2 separate regions of the Homo sapiens genome follow, and region 1 is linked to region 2. A link is a loop called in an ENCODE intact Hi-C map of the cell type or tissue named here. Cell type or tissue: ovary. All regions are shown on one strand. Each heading gives the region's core, and the rest is flanking DNA. Links, peaks and the distances in the headings are about the cores only. Region 1 overlaps MEF2C (myocyte enhancer factor 2C). Region 2 overlaps MEF2C (myocyte enhancer factor 2C).

Evidence for each region. Hi-C counts contacts between places; a loop is a spot of excess contacts. Peaks named below come from ENCODE experiments on the same cell type or tissue, not always from the same donor. Only the 100,000 strongest peaks of a DNase experiment are listed, where the experiment ranks them.
Region 1: it touches region 2 in a loop (12-fold over the local background); 6 of 110 quality-filtered maps call a loop at or near these places.

Annotation. Positions count from the first base shown.
Region 1 is chr5:88,838,106-88,846,452 of GRCh38, forward strand. All of the region lies in intron 1 of MEF2C (myocyte enhancer factor 2C), which reads right to left. Among named protein-coding and RNA genes, the nearest start is that of MEF2C, 41 kb to the right of the region's middle. In ovary, for the core only: no CTCF peak of the experiment used is centred there; a DNase peak (open chromatin) is centred at 3,316; H3K27ac peaks cover 3,377 bases.
Region 2 is chr5:88,776,682-88,785,028 of GRCh38, forward strand. The region is part of intron 3 of MEF2C (myocyte enhancer factor 2C); the gene reads right to left. Among named protein-coding and RNA genes, the nearest start is that of GSCAR, 84 kb to the left of the region's middle. In ovary, for the core only: no CTCF peak of the experiment used is centred there; a DNase peak (open chromatin) is centred at 2,250.

The DNA.
Region 1 (8,347 bases), core at 262-8,261, 61 kb after region 2:
AATCACATACTCTGTTACTTCTCTATGCTGCTAAGTAATATTCAAGGGAGTACTTAAAACTTAAAATTCTATGTAGAAAATGTGATGTTCAGGAGTTGGTGGAATCTACAAATTATTTTTAAAATGAGTGTTCTTCAACTCATCTCACATTTTCTTATTCTTGATGGCAAAAATGAGTTTACTTCCCTGTGCCAGCAGGGGAATAGAATGTAAGTTAGATATTTGTCTTTACTATTATAATTTACTGGATGATCATCAGCAGCTGTTTTTGGTTTTTTTTTTTCTACTTTCTACAAATGAATGTGTTCACAAGGAAAACCAGGTAAATGTATACTGTATAAATCAGTATATATTCTTCACAATTCCCGGAAAAAGAAACCCAAAAGAATTGTCTTCCTGATAATGGGTCAGGAGAGTCATTTTCACTTATGATGAAGTTAAGAATTACACAGAATTCTCATCTGAGAATTACAGATGAGAATTACACAGATATCTCATCCCCAAAGCTTGAAGCAGTCATTTTGCTTTCCTTCAAAGTACCTTGAGTAGGTTTCTAAAACACACCTAACCAGCTCTGGTATGACCCTGGCCATTATCCTTACCCTCCTCCCCTTGCCACTCCTCTTTTTCCTTCTCGTTATGCTCTTTCTCTTTCTTCTCCTTATCTCCTCAAATTATGGTCTACTACAAATCCTTCTATTTACAGGGAAGTTTCCACTTCAAAATTTTATACAGTTACCTACTTCTTCAGAATACTTTGTGTTTTAGAGCTCTGAGTTTAATTGTGCAATTCAAGCTCTTTAGGTACATTATTTTAGAAGGAATTTTACGGCTTTCAACTTTATAAGACACACGCCTAATAAAATATACTAATTGTATAAGAACAGCTGACATAATTGGCGATATATTTATAATTGTTGGAAAATACTGCACATTTTGGTGCATTATAGAAGTTAACATGACAGTTTTTTCACAATGTATTGTGTAGCCTTGCTCTATCAGAGCCTACAGCATGAGGAAGTAATCGTGTGTGTATATATATATTCAGCATTTGTCAGACTTTTTTCCTACTTTCATAGGCAGAACACCATGTACCTATGTTTGTACATATATAGTACATCTATATTCACTTACATAATTATATATGTTATTGTAGTAGTTGATGAGAACAGGTCAGAACCATTCAAAAACTCCATAAGGCAACAACGCCACATTATCTCTCTCTCTCTCTCTCTCTCTCTCTCTCTCTATCTATCTATCTCTACCTACCTACCTATGTAAGACTGACTTCAATTTCAGATGCTAGGCAGTTGATGGTGCAAAGCGAATGCTCAAAATGGCTGCTTCTATATCCCATGCACTCCAAGAGGACTTCTGGTAAACAGGAAATCTCTGAGATTTGTAATTCAGTAAGAACGAATCTGTTGGCAAATACTGCCTTTCAAAGTGAAGACACCTCTAGGATAATTTTTATGTCCGTGTCCCTCAGGTATGTTTGTGGGTCCAGTAATAAGTGTTCTGAAAAGGAAAGAGTGTGCATATTACTCTTATATGCTAAAAAAGCGGACATTTCCATCAAGTAACTAGTTCACATACCAAATTATTATTTGGTCACAATCCTGAGGATTCTAACTTTCAAAATTATATAAGAGTATTTGTCTTTTGTATCGTATGAAATAGAAAAACAATAAGCATAACAAAACCTCTACCAAGTCCCTTTGAAATAAATTAGTTAATATGAATATTTTGTGTTTCACTAAATTTACTATGGAGAATTCCAGAATGGACTTGGAAATTTCAACTGCCTTAAAATGAATCTTTATGAAAATGATAAATTTTGCCATGTCAAAAAAGAGAAAAAAATCTTTTCTTTTGGTTAGAAATACATATTTGTATTTTCCATTCATCTAAGGTAAGAGTAGAAACACCGGATATTAATATTGGCAAGAGTTATGCAAGGTCATATCATTTTTCCCTCCTTCAGATAATACCGTACCCAAATTATTTCACAAAGATTCCACCTCTCCTATTTTTAAGGCCTTCCGGAAAAGGAGCAACATAACCTTCCTCAGTATCCTATTTTGATGTTTCACAACTCTCACTCTCAGGAAATTCTTACTTATAGCTAATCCCTCACAGAATACTTTATGTCCACTCCTCTTGTTCTGTCCTTTGTACAGAGAACAACATTTGGTGATCACGTCCTCATGTCATACACTTCAATATTGTGTATTGCTTTATGTCTGTTCTTTTAATCTTTCCTTACGCTGGTTTTTATTTTTTCGCCATCTTTGCAGCTCATCATTTCACATCAGATTTGCCTAGATCTCTGGAGTCCAAAAATATACATAGTCCTTGAAAAGTGCTTTTGTTGTATATTCTTATCAAATAAATATTTTTATTTATCCACACTCTGCATGAATTTTAAAGTAAATGTTTACCTTTTCACTTATTTCAATTTTGTAATTTTTCCCTTGCCAGATTTGTTTCTAGCCAACTCTTCCACATTTTGTATTTAGAGAGTTTGTTTTTTTTTCTCCTTGGCTTCAAGACTTCTGACCACTTCTCTAGTTTACCAAGGTTATGCTGAATTCCTATCTTTCAAGGGCCAGACCTCAAGCACTCTTTATACAGGATTTGTTAGCATTTAAAATGTAATGACTAAATTATTTAATTCACTATTCCTTTAGCTACCATTAAAATCTGTGTGTGGTTTAGATGATATTTTCCCAATTTATGGATGAGGATGTCATATGGAAGAAAATCAAAAGCCTTAGAAAGTTGAAATTATACCTATCCTTTTTCCTTCACACTTTATTAACAAAGATGAAAATATTCTCATAGCACCAGTTCTTATATGATGCTATGTTGCTTAATACTCACGCCCTGAACTTTTAAAGATAAATAACACATGGATTTCATGGCAATATTTCCTTGTACACTTTTAAGTCTGCAAATAAGAGAGTTACTAATTGTGGTTCCCAGCGTCATCCTTCATTTAAGAAATGTTATCAGTGTGATAGTTAACTCCTAGTCTTTACTCAAAAATTCTTAAGACTAACAGCCTATGGCCCCGTAATGCCATTATGTTAAAATAGTTCCTGCTACTGAAATGATCTTAGGGCCGGGCACTGTGGCTCACACCTGCACTCCCTGAACTTTGGGAGGCTGAGGCAGATGGATCACTTGAGCCCAGTTCGAGACCAGTCTGGGCAACATGGTGAGACCCTGCCTCTACAAAAAATTTAAAAATTAAGTGGGTGTGGTGGCGCATGCCTGGAGTACCAGCTACTCAGGAAGCTGAGATCAGAGGATCGTTTGAGCCCAGGAGTTTCAGGCTGCAGTGAGATGTGGTTGCACAACTGCACCTCAGCCTGGATGATGGAATAAAACTTTGTCTCAAAAAAAAAAAAAAAAAGAAGAAAAAAAGAAGCAAAGAAAAAAAAATGATCTTAGGCTTTAGTCAAACCTTTCCAGGAGGAGTTCCATGAAATTTGTTTTGTTTCTTAGTATCAATGGATTCCATAAGTCACACATACTTGTATTACATTTCATGTATGTGGCTACAAGCATGTGTTCATTTCGCTGCATAATAAAGGTGAAAAATAAAGCAAAGAAGCATTTCATTTATTCCTTCACTCAACAATTTTTTTCTGAGTCACTACTATGTTCAAGGCACTATTCTATGTAATATGTCAGGGAATAAAACAGACAAAATTTCATGCCCTGGTGGAACGTACACACTCCTGATAGCACATTAAAAATGGGCTACGTTTTATTTTATCTTTTGTTGTTGCTTTTGGTTAAACAAATTCATAAAAATCATCTTTTAATTTTGATTCTCCTTATCCAACTTTAAGCCTTATTTCTTAGAACTTTTATTTTTATACTATTTGAAATTTCTCCTATTCTCATAATACATTCAGATTTCCATTCCTCATACAGATCTTTCTTTAGTCAACCAGATACTTCTTTTTAAGGCTTGTGATTTCTGATGAAGTGTTCTTTGACCATTTGTGCAATCCTCTATGCTACATAGTATATTTTATAAGAAATATCTTGTAATATTTACAAGTTCTTTGAAATCTGATCCATTAAAATTCATCTTTCCTATTGTTGGCTTCTTCAGATCTTTAATTCCTACCTGTATTTGGGTGCTACAATATTAAGAATCCGGCCAATCACCAGGTTTGATGAAAACTAAACTAATTAATTAATAATATTTTCCTAGCTTTACTGAAAGAAAAAAAATCTAGTAAAACAAGAAAGCTAACTCACTTTCATGTTTTCTGATATTACATGTCTGTGGAATCTGTGACTGTAATATTTAGATATTTCTATTATATGAGGATGAAAGCAAGTAATCAATGACTCTCTAACATATAATAAAAGATAGTGGATTAGAAACAGTGCCATTACAAACGTCAACAATATGGAAAAAAAAAAAGAGAAATTATACAGTGAAAAAAAATTTCCTGAGAATTCATTCAACAGCCACAAAGTTACAGTAAATAAAGAAATGGGAAATACTGTGATAGTTTCCTTGTCATAATTTTAACTTTCATTAAGTATGTTGAAAAAATTCGCAGTAGGAAAAAGGTGAGATAAAGGAGAAAACCCCTCTTATGTGTAGCTAGATGTCTGCCAGTATGTCAACTTCCTAGATACATTTTTCATGTGCTTATGAGAATCTAAATAATAATAATCTTCTTTAAAAATATGACATTCTGGGTTAGGATCTCAATAATTTGTGAAGAAAAACAACTTTTTCTTTTCCAGAATCCTTGAAATTAAGCGTGGGTTCTATTCTGGAACAGTGAAATGTCTGGACTGGAGAGGGCACGTGATGATGCTGACCACAACCATCTCCCCAGAGAAACACACTGCCCCTCCTTCAGTCCTGCTCTAGAAGGAGAAGGAGGGTATGACAGACAGAGATCATCAGTGGCTACTGATTGGGAGCTACAAAAGACGGAGTTATTTTGGAACATCCTGATATTTAGGGGGTGGTATCTTGTCAACCCTAACGTTTTTCCTATCTCATTTTTGGGAGGGATGAAGGGCTTTATAAAAATCTCTCTAGTTATATGTGTATTTTGCTTGCTTTTTTTTTTTTTTAATTCTATGGTAAAAAAAAAAGCATTTCTATTTCTATTTGGGTATCTTACTCCATTATCCATGTGAGATGGATAGACATGTTACATCACGTAAAATATTGTTTGTGTGTTATTTAAATTTGGTTCCCCCCAAAAAAAACCCTCAAAGGTGAACCAACAAATTGTTGAAATTAAGCTAAAAAAATCAATCTATCTTTGGAATTCTATTGAGACATTGCAAAAATGAGGCAGACCAATTATTAGGCAGACAATTTATGTTACACAATTACATTTAAACTACATTTTTCATGTGTCTGAAATTCAAGTTTTATACCTTATTCATTTTTTCTAAGACTCAATTTCTCCACAACAAAGTGAGAGGTGTTAACTATGTAATATATATGTTTCTTCTATTTCTAATTAAAATTTTTATTAGCTATGATCTATTGAAACAAATATCTATGACTTTCTCTAATCCAGAAAATTATCATGTTAACAGATTCTATTTCAAGTTGGAAACACAGAAGAAAAAAATCTGAAGAAATAAATTTGAAAATTGGCAACAACGTCTTAATTTGTGTTTGATTGTTTGTTCCTGTGAAACTTTTTTTTTTTTTTTTTTTGAGACGGAGTCTTGCTGCTCTGTCACCCAGGCTGGAGTGCAGTGGTGCAATCTCGGCTCACCGCAACCTCTGCCTCCTGGGTTCAAGCGATTCTCCTGCCTCAGCCTCCTGAGTAACTGGGACTACAGGTGCGCACCACCACGCCTGGATAATTTTTTTGTATTTTTAGTAGAGACGGGGTTTCACCATGTTGGCCATGATGATCTTGATCTCCTGACCTCGTGATCCACCAGCCTGGGCTTCCCAAAGTGCTGGGATTACAGGCATGAGCCATCGCACCCCTGCGAAACAATTTTAAATCATCCTAGTAAAAGTGGTAAAATTTAATGAGCATGCCCCAGGCATGTTATTTCTATATTTCAATTGGACCTTAATCTCAGGCAAATTCGTAATCTCATGATTATACTTCATATTATATTTCTGTTGAGGAAATCAAGGCATTGAAAAAATGCACAACTTGTCCAACTCTATACTGCAAGTAAGCAACAAAATTGGGTTTTGAGATAAGGGAGGCTGACTCCAGAGTCCAAGTTCTCAAAAAGGCCTAAGGAAATATTTTTATCATGTTGTTTTAAAATATTATATGTCAAAGTCCGAAATCAGTTGACAGTGACATACATATATCAAATTCAAGTACAACCACGATCAGAGCTTTTATCTAAAAATACACCTCGAAGTTTATTTCTTATTAGATTAGAGAAGGGTTTTTGTTTTGTTTCTGCTTGGTTTTTTGTTACCACTCTTTGAAAACTGGGAAAATATACTGCTATTTGTAGTTTTAACACAGTACACCAAAAATACTAAGTAAATCTAACTTTTTCTCTGATTCAAATTATATTTCTTAATGCACTTCTATTTAAAGTCATTCCAAAAACAACTCTTTTCCTCATGGTTAAAATTTTAAATAGTGTTATAGTATACCAGCAAGTATTTACTTACAACTTATAACTAGGGATAAGATATCTCTAATTTTCCATTTGGTGTATGTCAGTAATGTAAACATAATTAGGAACTCTGACTATATAGATTAACTTGACAATGAATTGGAAAAATGTGCTGCTAAAGGTTAAATTTATAGAGGAATTGGTGAGAAATGCCGTGTTCTGCAATTTATTGAACATGTCTTATCTAATAAATGTCTATGCCTTTCTTATCAAATGATTCTTAAGAGTTCTGTGTATGAAAATAGTTCACCTTGTGCATTTAAAATTACCCATTGATTGTAAGCAACTTTTTAATACTTTACAATAGATAGGATACTAAAAAACGTCAAGGACCAGTGAACCTGTTTTAATTCCATGTTAATTAATTTGAACTGCATGTAAAAGTTGAAGCCAGAATGAACATTACAAATAACGAACGCTTAACTGCAACTGTCATATCCTCCCGTGTCAATGGTGCCTATAATTGCTGTTGTCAACAGCTGCTTCAAATTGCCAAAAGACCCCAGAAACAATTCAGGAAGGAAAAGTTTTTAAATGGATCCACATTATGGAAAAAACTCTTCCTTTATAGTCACTGTTCATTTCCTGCATTGAAATATGACGTAGAAGCAACTGTAAGTAAGAAATTACGACCTACTTAAGTGCTTTTTAATAAGCCAAACTTTCATTATGTGAAATTTCTTTTTTGTAGTCATTTCAGTATCGACATACCACTAAATCTGAGATTACAACAGCAGTAGAAGTTTTGAGGAAGAGTACACTTTCACTATTTGTCATGATCTTTTCCATTCATTTACCTGAATCTTACGCATCACAGTTCCCTTCCTGTGTGATAAGCTTATCTAAAGTAGGAAACAAGCAATAATGCATATGAGTCTTCTATGGTGAACATCTCAGAAGTTGGTGATAAAAATACACATTTTTATCTTACATAATCTAAATAAATTTTAAATGGTAATAACACTAACTTATGGTGCAGAAAACTTTTGTTTTTTGAGATGGAGTCTCGCTCTGTCGCCAGGCTGGAGTACAGCTCACTGCAACCTCCACCTCCTGGGTTCAAGTGATTCTCCTGCCTCAGCCTCCCAAGTAGCTGAGACTACAGGTGCACGCCACAACACCCAGCTAATTTTGGTGCTGATAATTTTTATAAAATACATAATAAAAGATTTTTCTTAACATTGAATTTTCAGCCTATATCTTCTTGATATGTACTTTCAGCTTATTAGAACTTTGTTAAAAGTGGTATAACATTCAATTACATATTTACTCCTATAATAAAAATAATATATACTTCAAGTCTTTTTTTTTTTTTTTGAGATGCATTCTAGCTCTGTTGCCCAGGCTGGAGTGCGGTGGCGCAATCTCAGCCCACTGCAACCTCCACCTCCCGGGTTCATGCGATTCTCCTTGCCTTAGCCTCCTGGTAGCTGGGACTACGGGTGCCCGCCACCACGCCAGGCTAATTTTTGTATTTTTGGTAGAGATAGGGTTTCACCATGTTGATCAGGCTGGTCTTGAAGTCCTGACCTCAGATGATCCACCCACCTCTGCCTCCCAAAGTGATGGAATTACAGGCGTGAGCCACCATGCCTGGCCTACTTCAACACTTTACGAAAGTGCTACAAATATATGGCATTTCCCTATAATGACAGAAAAATGACAGCAGCAATACCATGTAGTA
Region 2 (8,347 bases), core at 263-8,262:
TGAAAAAGAGAGAATTTGAAGATCGTGTGAAAGACAGGGAGGGGAAAATCAAGTGAACACTTCAAGTGATCCCTTGCTATGTGAACTCATCTCTCATCATATGGGCTCAGCACTTTATGATCTAACATAAAGCTTTATGACAGGCCATCAGCAATTTTGTTCATCCTGATATCCACACCTGGCAGTGGCTCGGCACCTGTTGTCTAACTCAACAAGGCCAAGTGCATGCTGCCAGCCCCACGGCGCACTCTGTCCTGTGGCCCCAGACAGCCTTCTCTGAACAGACTCTGTAGACCTGGCCTCCTGGCTGCCTGATTTTGTAGTCATGATGGCTTCAATAACTTCAGGCATTATCCATGGAAATGTACTGCAAACTTGACTTTTTAAATTAGGTATTTCAATTTCCATAACTTATGAAATCTCAGTTATTTTGTTAGTTCAGTGATGAGCTTAAGGGTATCATTTGCAAAATCATTTCTTCCAGATTCTTCATTAGGTAATTATAAAAACAACATTTCCTCTTCTATGGCATGAAGAGGAAATTAAACCAGTCTTCCATCACTATCAAAATATTAATTTTCTTAATATTTTAATTGAATCCATTCCTCAGCAATAACACCTACCATTTACCAAGCATGTACATGTGCCAGGGACTGAGCCCGTGGCTTTGCATGGGTCTTTTTTTAATCCTCACAAGCTACTCTTCCACAATGACTGCCAATCTACAGATGAAAAAAAGAGGCACACAGTGGCCCAAGAACTTGCTGAAGTTTACAAAGTTAGTGAGTGGTGGAACCAAGTCTATGAACCCATGAATGAGCTCCAGAATTTTCTCTCTTAGCTATCAAATTATTCTGCGTCTGCAAGGTTGTTTAACAATAAGGATTGCCTAAACCATGCCTGTGTATCTGTGTATCCTTTGAACACTTACTCTCAGCTGAAATTGGTGAAATGACTGACAAATCTTATTTTTTCATAAAGGGATGTGTTTGTAACGGAATTCATTTTCTGATAAAAAATATTATCTAAAATGTTTTTCCTACTATTTTGCTATAATATCAACTGAATAGATGGGAAGGCCCTTCACCAATATGTAGGTACTATCTAGAATAGATGGGAAGGCCCTTCACCAATATGTAGGTACTATCTATCTAGTTAAAATGAAGTGTAGGTTGTTGAAGCCCCAAGGAAAAGAAAGGGTGCTAAATTTTTCTTTTCTTTTTTTTTTTTTTTTTTTTTTTGAGATGGAGTCTCCCTTTGTCACCCAGGCTGGAGTGCTGTGGCACAATCTTGGCTCACTGCAAGCTCCGCCTCCCAGGTTCACGCCATTCTCCCACCTCAGCCTCCTGAGTAGCTGGGACTACAGATGCCCGCCACCACGCCCGGCTAATTTTGTTTTTGTATTTTTAGTAGAGACGGGGTTTCACCGTGTTAGCCAGGATGGTCTCGATCTCTTGACCTTGTGATCCACCCGCCTCAGCCTCTCAAAGTGCTGGGATTACAAGCGTGAGCCACCACGCCCGGCTGCTAAATGTTTCAACTCCTAACATTCCTAAGCCTAGGAAGGAAGTCCTTCCCAATAATATACAGACTGTACCTATCTGCATAAAATGAAGCACAGGTTTATTACAATGATTAGAGTAATACTAGCAAGAACCTCAAGTCTCTGTGACTAACAAAAAGGTCCACTTTATTATTTTGGCACCTATATTCTTCAGATGCAGAAGCCAACCACTTGCCTCTTCTCTTCAATTTGCTTGAGCAGATGGGGGATGCAAAGGCTGGTAACTACAAGACTACATTTTCTCTTGGGTTGAGGGAATAGATTGGGGAAAAGAGAAAAATGTATGCTTTTATGGAGAAACTATTGTTTCTCCCTGGGCAAAGCGAGGGATCATCGAGAAATCTTGTATGCTGTATAAAAATTATTTTCAAAATCATGGGTATATAATCTCTTCCCTTTCCTGTTTGTTGAAAAACATGCACATAACACCAAGTTACTTTATAGGCCAGATGAGAGGAAAAATAAAGTAAATGACTTAAACTTCCCAATTTTTTCAACAGTTACAAGGAAGACACAGTAAGATGTGATCTTCTAAAGTGAAAATTTCCCAAAGTACCAAGGAAAAGGAGAAACTGCAGAAGAGCTTCAAGAACCACAAACACTTGGGTTTTGCATCTTGCCAGAAAATCTGCACTGTTGGTAGAAGCCTGGGGTAGGGCTGGCAGGACCTGACTCAGCGGAGAAAATGCCACCCACAGTCACTGACTCTGCTTCCGCAGTAGCGGAGCTCCCCTGTTTTCTCTGGAGGTTTCCCACAGCCGGGCCAATACCCATGTCTCTCAGATGGGAAACTGGACTTTTGGAAAATTGAAACTAAATAAAGTTGTATAACTTTTAAAAGAAGTTTACAATTATGATGCTTTGCTTTTCACATGCGCTTAAAGTCCATTTTCTGTTGAATAAATAATATTAACCACATATTAACCACCTAATAGTTTTAAAATGTCTCAAACAGCCATCACCATCATTCTGAACAGAATCACACTTCTTTTTAAAAGATCACTGTTAAAAGATGAGGGGAAACAGTACCATTAAAAGGAAGCAAAACATAGTTCAAAGTCTGCTTCCATGAGGTAATGTACACTATCGACTAATTGTCAAAGGAATCCAGTCTATACCGAGATGAATGAAGCATGAGGTTAAGGCAGGTGGCTGGGAGAAGTTAGAAACTCTCCCTCCCCGATTGCATTACATTATTGTCGAAGCCAAGCAGATAGATAGAAATCAATGAAAGTTTTGTTGATCTGACACAGGAACTTGTGCACAGTGAAATGGAAGCTATGTATTTTGTGCTGGAAACTGCCAGTCTCACATTAACTGCATGTATATGTGAATATATGTAGGTTTGTGTAGGTTTGTGTGTGTGTGTGTGTGTGTGTGTGTACAGCATGAAGCAGAACATCTGAAAGAATCTTCAGAATTATTTCTCGTTAGATGTACTTTTGGGTAGATTTTATCTTTTTCCCCCAGAAAGTAATATTTCAATATAGAAATTTAGGCCTCAGCAAAGTGAGGTTTTTTTTTTTTTTATGTTACAATGCTTGCAAACTTAATGGTGGTTTCTAATGGAAAACAAATTTCTTCCCCTAATCATAATATAAGAATTTGCAGGCCAGGCACAGTGTCTCATGTCTCACGCCTATAATCCCAGCACTTTGGGAGGCCAAGGCGGGTGGGTCACTTGAGGTCAGGAGTTTGAGACCAGCCTGGCCAAGATGGTGAAACCCCCTCTCTACTAAAAATACAAAAAAATTAGCTGGGCATGGTGGCAGGAGCCTGTAATCCCAGCTACTTGGGAGGCTGAGGCAGGAGAATCGTTTGAACTTAAGAGGTGGAGGTTGCAGTGAGCTGACATTGCATCATTGCACTCTAGCCTGGATGATAGAGTGAGAATCCATCTCGAAAAAAAAAAGAAAAAGAAAAAAGAAAAAACGAAAAACTACAGTTTTCTTTAATATAAATAAAATCTCTTGTATTTGTACAAACGCAATTGTGGAAAACACTGAAATATTTTCCTATTTATTTTTATGCTGGTCAGCAAGTGGTTTGATTTCGGTAGCCAGACTCCAGGTGCAGAGTTCAGAACTATAAATTTGTTGTACCTCCTATCAGTTAAAGTTGACTGAGATGGCCATCCCTCCCCAAATCACAGTTCGTCTTGAAAATCTTCAGAGTGTGAAAAAGGTATGGCTCAGAACAAACACCAGTGGTTAAAAATGATATCCTTTTCCCAGTAGCGATATACATTGTGGGTATGTGATTAGAATATTTAAAATACCTGTTCACCTGGTATTAAGCCACATGTGTAATACATTAGAGTGTTCCTGGCTCATTTCCAAGAGTATGTATCCTCACTGCCATGAAAATACTGCGGGAGCCAGGGCAAAGATACTTAAGTTTCACCCTAGAAGCAATGCACAACATATATATTTCACTGTTAACAATATCATCACACTAAGCATTGTTGACTGACTAATACTTCAATGAAATCAATTATTTATTTTTGTGTCAGAAGAGAAACTGGCAGCATAGGGACACTTGTGTTATCCTTGCTAATTACTTCCATTGTCTTGAAATCTCAATCAACCTACCCCCTTCTCTTTCTCCCTACATCTCTCTCGTTCTTTCACTTTCTCTCTCATTGTCTAACTCCTCTTCTTGGATACAAAGTAGTTCAAAGGGGACACCAGGAAATAAATTATATCCTAATGCTATCTACCAGAGTTCACTAAGAGAACTTGGGCAAGCCCCTCTATTTGGCAGAGTTCCACTTTTTTTTTCTTTTAACTCTATTTTGACTGGACTTAATAGAATTACTTTTGACTCCTAGTTTTTTTCCTTTTTCTACCCTTTCCCTAGTTTAAAAATCTGTGTAGTGAGGACCTTATTTCTGAAGAATTTCATCACGTTATTACACAAGAAATATACATACATTATATGATAATTTATAAAATGTGACATTTTATTTAAATGTAAGCACCAAATACACTGAAGATTTCAGTGTCCAAAGTATGCGTGTGTATATACAAGTGAAAGTTTAAAATTTTTGCCTAAATTTACATATGCAAAAAGGAACAGCAGGAAAATAAATACCAGTTGTATGAGCATCATGTGCTAATGGCTATATATGTACATAAGTTAATTCTTACAGGAAGACCAAAAGTGAGTTTTATTATCCCTTTTTTACTGCTTCAGAAGCTGAAGCTTGGTGGAAATTCAGAATGTTGCCCAAGATCACAGAGTTTATGAAAGTGGCAGAAACCAGGTTTGTCTGACGCTAAAATGTGTGTCTGTCCCTCCTCCAGCACCACACTGTCTTTTTTATGAAAGGGCAGGGCTTTTATTATATGGATGTGAAAGTGTAAGGGGAGAGTTTTCATATTTGGCAGTATTGTATTCAGAATCCTGACCTGTTTAGGTGATCATTAAAAGTGCACATGTCCTGGCTGGGTGTGGTGGCTCACACCTGTAATCTCAGCACTTTGGGAAGCCGAGGCAAGCGGACCACTTGAGGTCAGGAGTTCAAGACCCAGCCTGGCCAACATGGTGAAACCCCGTATCTACTAAAAATACAAAAATTAGCCAGGTGTGGTGGCACATGCCTGTAGTCCCAGCTACTCGGGAGACTGAGGCAGGAGAATTGCTTGAGCCCAGGAGGTGGAGGTTGCAGTGAGCCGAGATCGTGCCATTGTACTCCAGCCTGGGCAACAGAGTGAGACTCTGTCAAAAACAAAACAAAACAAAACAAAAAACTGCACATGTTCTGAGGAAGGAGGATCTTTTGATCCCAGGAGTTTGAGAAGAGCCCAGGCAACCTAGCGAGACTCTGTCTAAAAATTAAAAAGTGCACTACTTCATTAGGAACTTCTAAATTTATAAGATTTTGATTTATGTTTCAATTTACTGTAAAGAAGCTTATATAGTTTAAAATAAACCTCCTAGGCCAGGCACAGTGGCTCACTCCTGTAATCCAAGCACTTGAGAGGCTGAGGTGGGAGGATCACTTGAGCCCAGGAATTCGAACAGCCTGGGCAACATGGCAAAATCCTGTCTCTACAAAAAATACAAAAATTCGTTGGGTGTGGTGGTATGTGCCTGTGGTCCCAGCCACTTGGGAGGCTGAGGCAGGAGAATCACTTGAGCCCAGGAGTTGGAGGTTGCAGTAAGCCAAGGCTGTGCCACTGCATTGAAGCCTGGGCAATGGGCATGAAATCATCTCAAAAAAAAAAAAAATAAAAACAAGCAAAACGAAAACAACAAACGCAACAAAAAACCTCCTGAGGCCTCTATAATTTGCTTTTTTAATACACTGTATGTGATAAATAGTCCTCAGTCACAGAAATGCATGTGCACCTTATTAGTGCAAACTAAAATTATATGAATATTTCTGAAGCAACTTGTCCTATGAAATAAAAATATAAGTTTGGTGAAAGCTTTCAGGCTTTTTAGCACACACACATATACATACTTACAAAACGTAAAATATTTTGGCACTTCCACTTTTCACAACTGTTTCTGTCTTTTCCAGCGGAACCTCTCTCAAGAATTGTCATTATGCTAATTTACTGCTCGAGACCACGGAGTGTCTTTCTGATGCCAATTGTATCACATTTAATTCCACATCAAATATTTAGAGTGCTTGATTTCCCTGTCTCTTCTTCCCATTTTCATTGCCATCTTTCTTATATCTTTTTATTTATGTGAATATTCTCTTCATATCAAGCTAATACTTTTCATGCCCTTGTTTCTTTTTTCTTGTGACTCTTTGCATACTTGGTTTTTTGAAAGTTTGCCCACGTTTTTCATCAATTGATATCCATCTTTCTGAATTTGACTTGTTTGAGCCTAAAAAGGACTACCAATCATGGCTGCCTGTCCTGACCTTTTAAACTTCTTTCTACCACTTATTGCTTGATGACATGGTATCAGGAGCGGCACTGCCATCATGGTCGTCGTTATCATTATTGTAAACCTTACCAAGTGTCAGACCCTGTTCTAAGCATTTTATAAATGTTTATCCATTTAATTCTCATAACAGCTAAGCAGAAGATAGTATTATTAACCTCTATTTACAGACGATGGGATTAAGAAACAGAGAGTTGGCCGGGTGCAGTGGTTCACGCCTGTAATCCCAGCACTTTGGGAGGCCGAGGCTGGCGGATCACCTGAAGTCGAGAGTTCAAGACCAGCCTGACCAACATGGAGAAACCCTGTCTCTACTAAAAATACAAAAAAAATTTAGCTGGGCGTGGTGGCACATGCCTGTAATCCTAGCTACTCGGGAGGCTGAGGAAGAATTGCTTGAACCCGGGAGGTGGAGGTTGCGGTGAGCTGAGATCACGCCATTGCACTCCAGCCTGGGCAACAAGAGTGAAACTCCATCTCAAAAAAAATAAAATAAAATAAAAAATAAAACAGACAGTCTAAGTAATTTGCCCAAGGACATATAGAACTCAGGCAGTCTATCTCCAGAACTGATGCTCCTCAACACTGTGCTATGTTGCCTCCCTCTAAATACCCCATAGTTCTCATTACGTTGTTTTGTCCAGTTGATTCCCACATGTATTTTCTACCTTAATTGGACTGTAAGTTTTGTGAGGTCACAGACAATGTCTTCCAAACTTGTATTTCTCCTGGCATCAATATAAAGTTCTGTATATCCTAAGAATTTAATAATTATTGCTTGAATAAAACAAAATCTACATATAAAAGTGGAAGCAAATTTTTAAGATATACATACTGGAAGGCCACTTTCAGAAATGAAGGTAAAAATATAACAAAAATCTTGAATGCTTTAATGAATAATTTGCAATATAAGTCTAACTGCATTGAAAATCGATAATGAAATTGCTGTATTAATTTCTTTGCACTTCTATTTAATATTTCTTAACTGTCATTATAAGCATTTGATGCATAGAATAAGCATACTTTCTTTTGTTTAAGCCAAGCTGCTTGCATTATTTTGGCTTTCTATTACAGATAATACTGTAGACATTTCAAATCCACAATGATTTGGAGGTAGTCAAATCAATATCAGCTACATAATACATAAAGGATGGATGCAAATTTTATAGCAAAGAAATTAATAATTTATATCTGTTTACTGTAACAAAATTTTTTGTCAGCTTTTTCTGAAGTTTAACAATGCTTGAGCCAATATTGATAAATTATGTATAACATATAACTGTTTAAGATAAAATGCTACTAAAATAACTATATTATTTCATGTTTATAAATGTTACAGAATCTATTATATGTAGTAATTCACGTAGTACTCTTTCTGTATGATAGCCTAGCATAGTTACCATAGCTCATATCACTATTACATCTAAAAATATTTTTTATTTCAGCAGTTAAAAAGAACCAATATTTTCCATATTACAGACTTTGCTGAAGAGTCAGAAATGAATAATATAATATCAAAGGTAATAATTTCCCAAACTGAATTTATCCTGCATGGTACAAATGACTCAACAATGAAAATTTTGTTTAAAAAGTATTCATGTAAAAGGCTTTGTCCCTGGAATACAGCTCTAAGTGGCTCACTATCTAGGTTGAAAATGGTTTCGCAGGGTTGTATGTCCTATTTTTCCATGCCTGCAGTAAAGATACAATATGGGAATTCAGCTTGGTAATTACTAATACACCACACAGACACAATTACACCCTGTATGCTGCATAAAGGAATCACTTGTGGTCTGCATCCATTACAAAGAGCAGTAGGGGGCCAACATGCAAGACGACAAAATGCTTTACAAGACGGAAGGAGACCAGAAGAGTCGA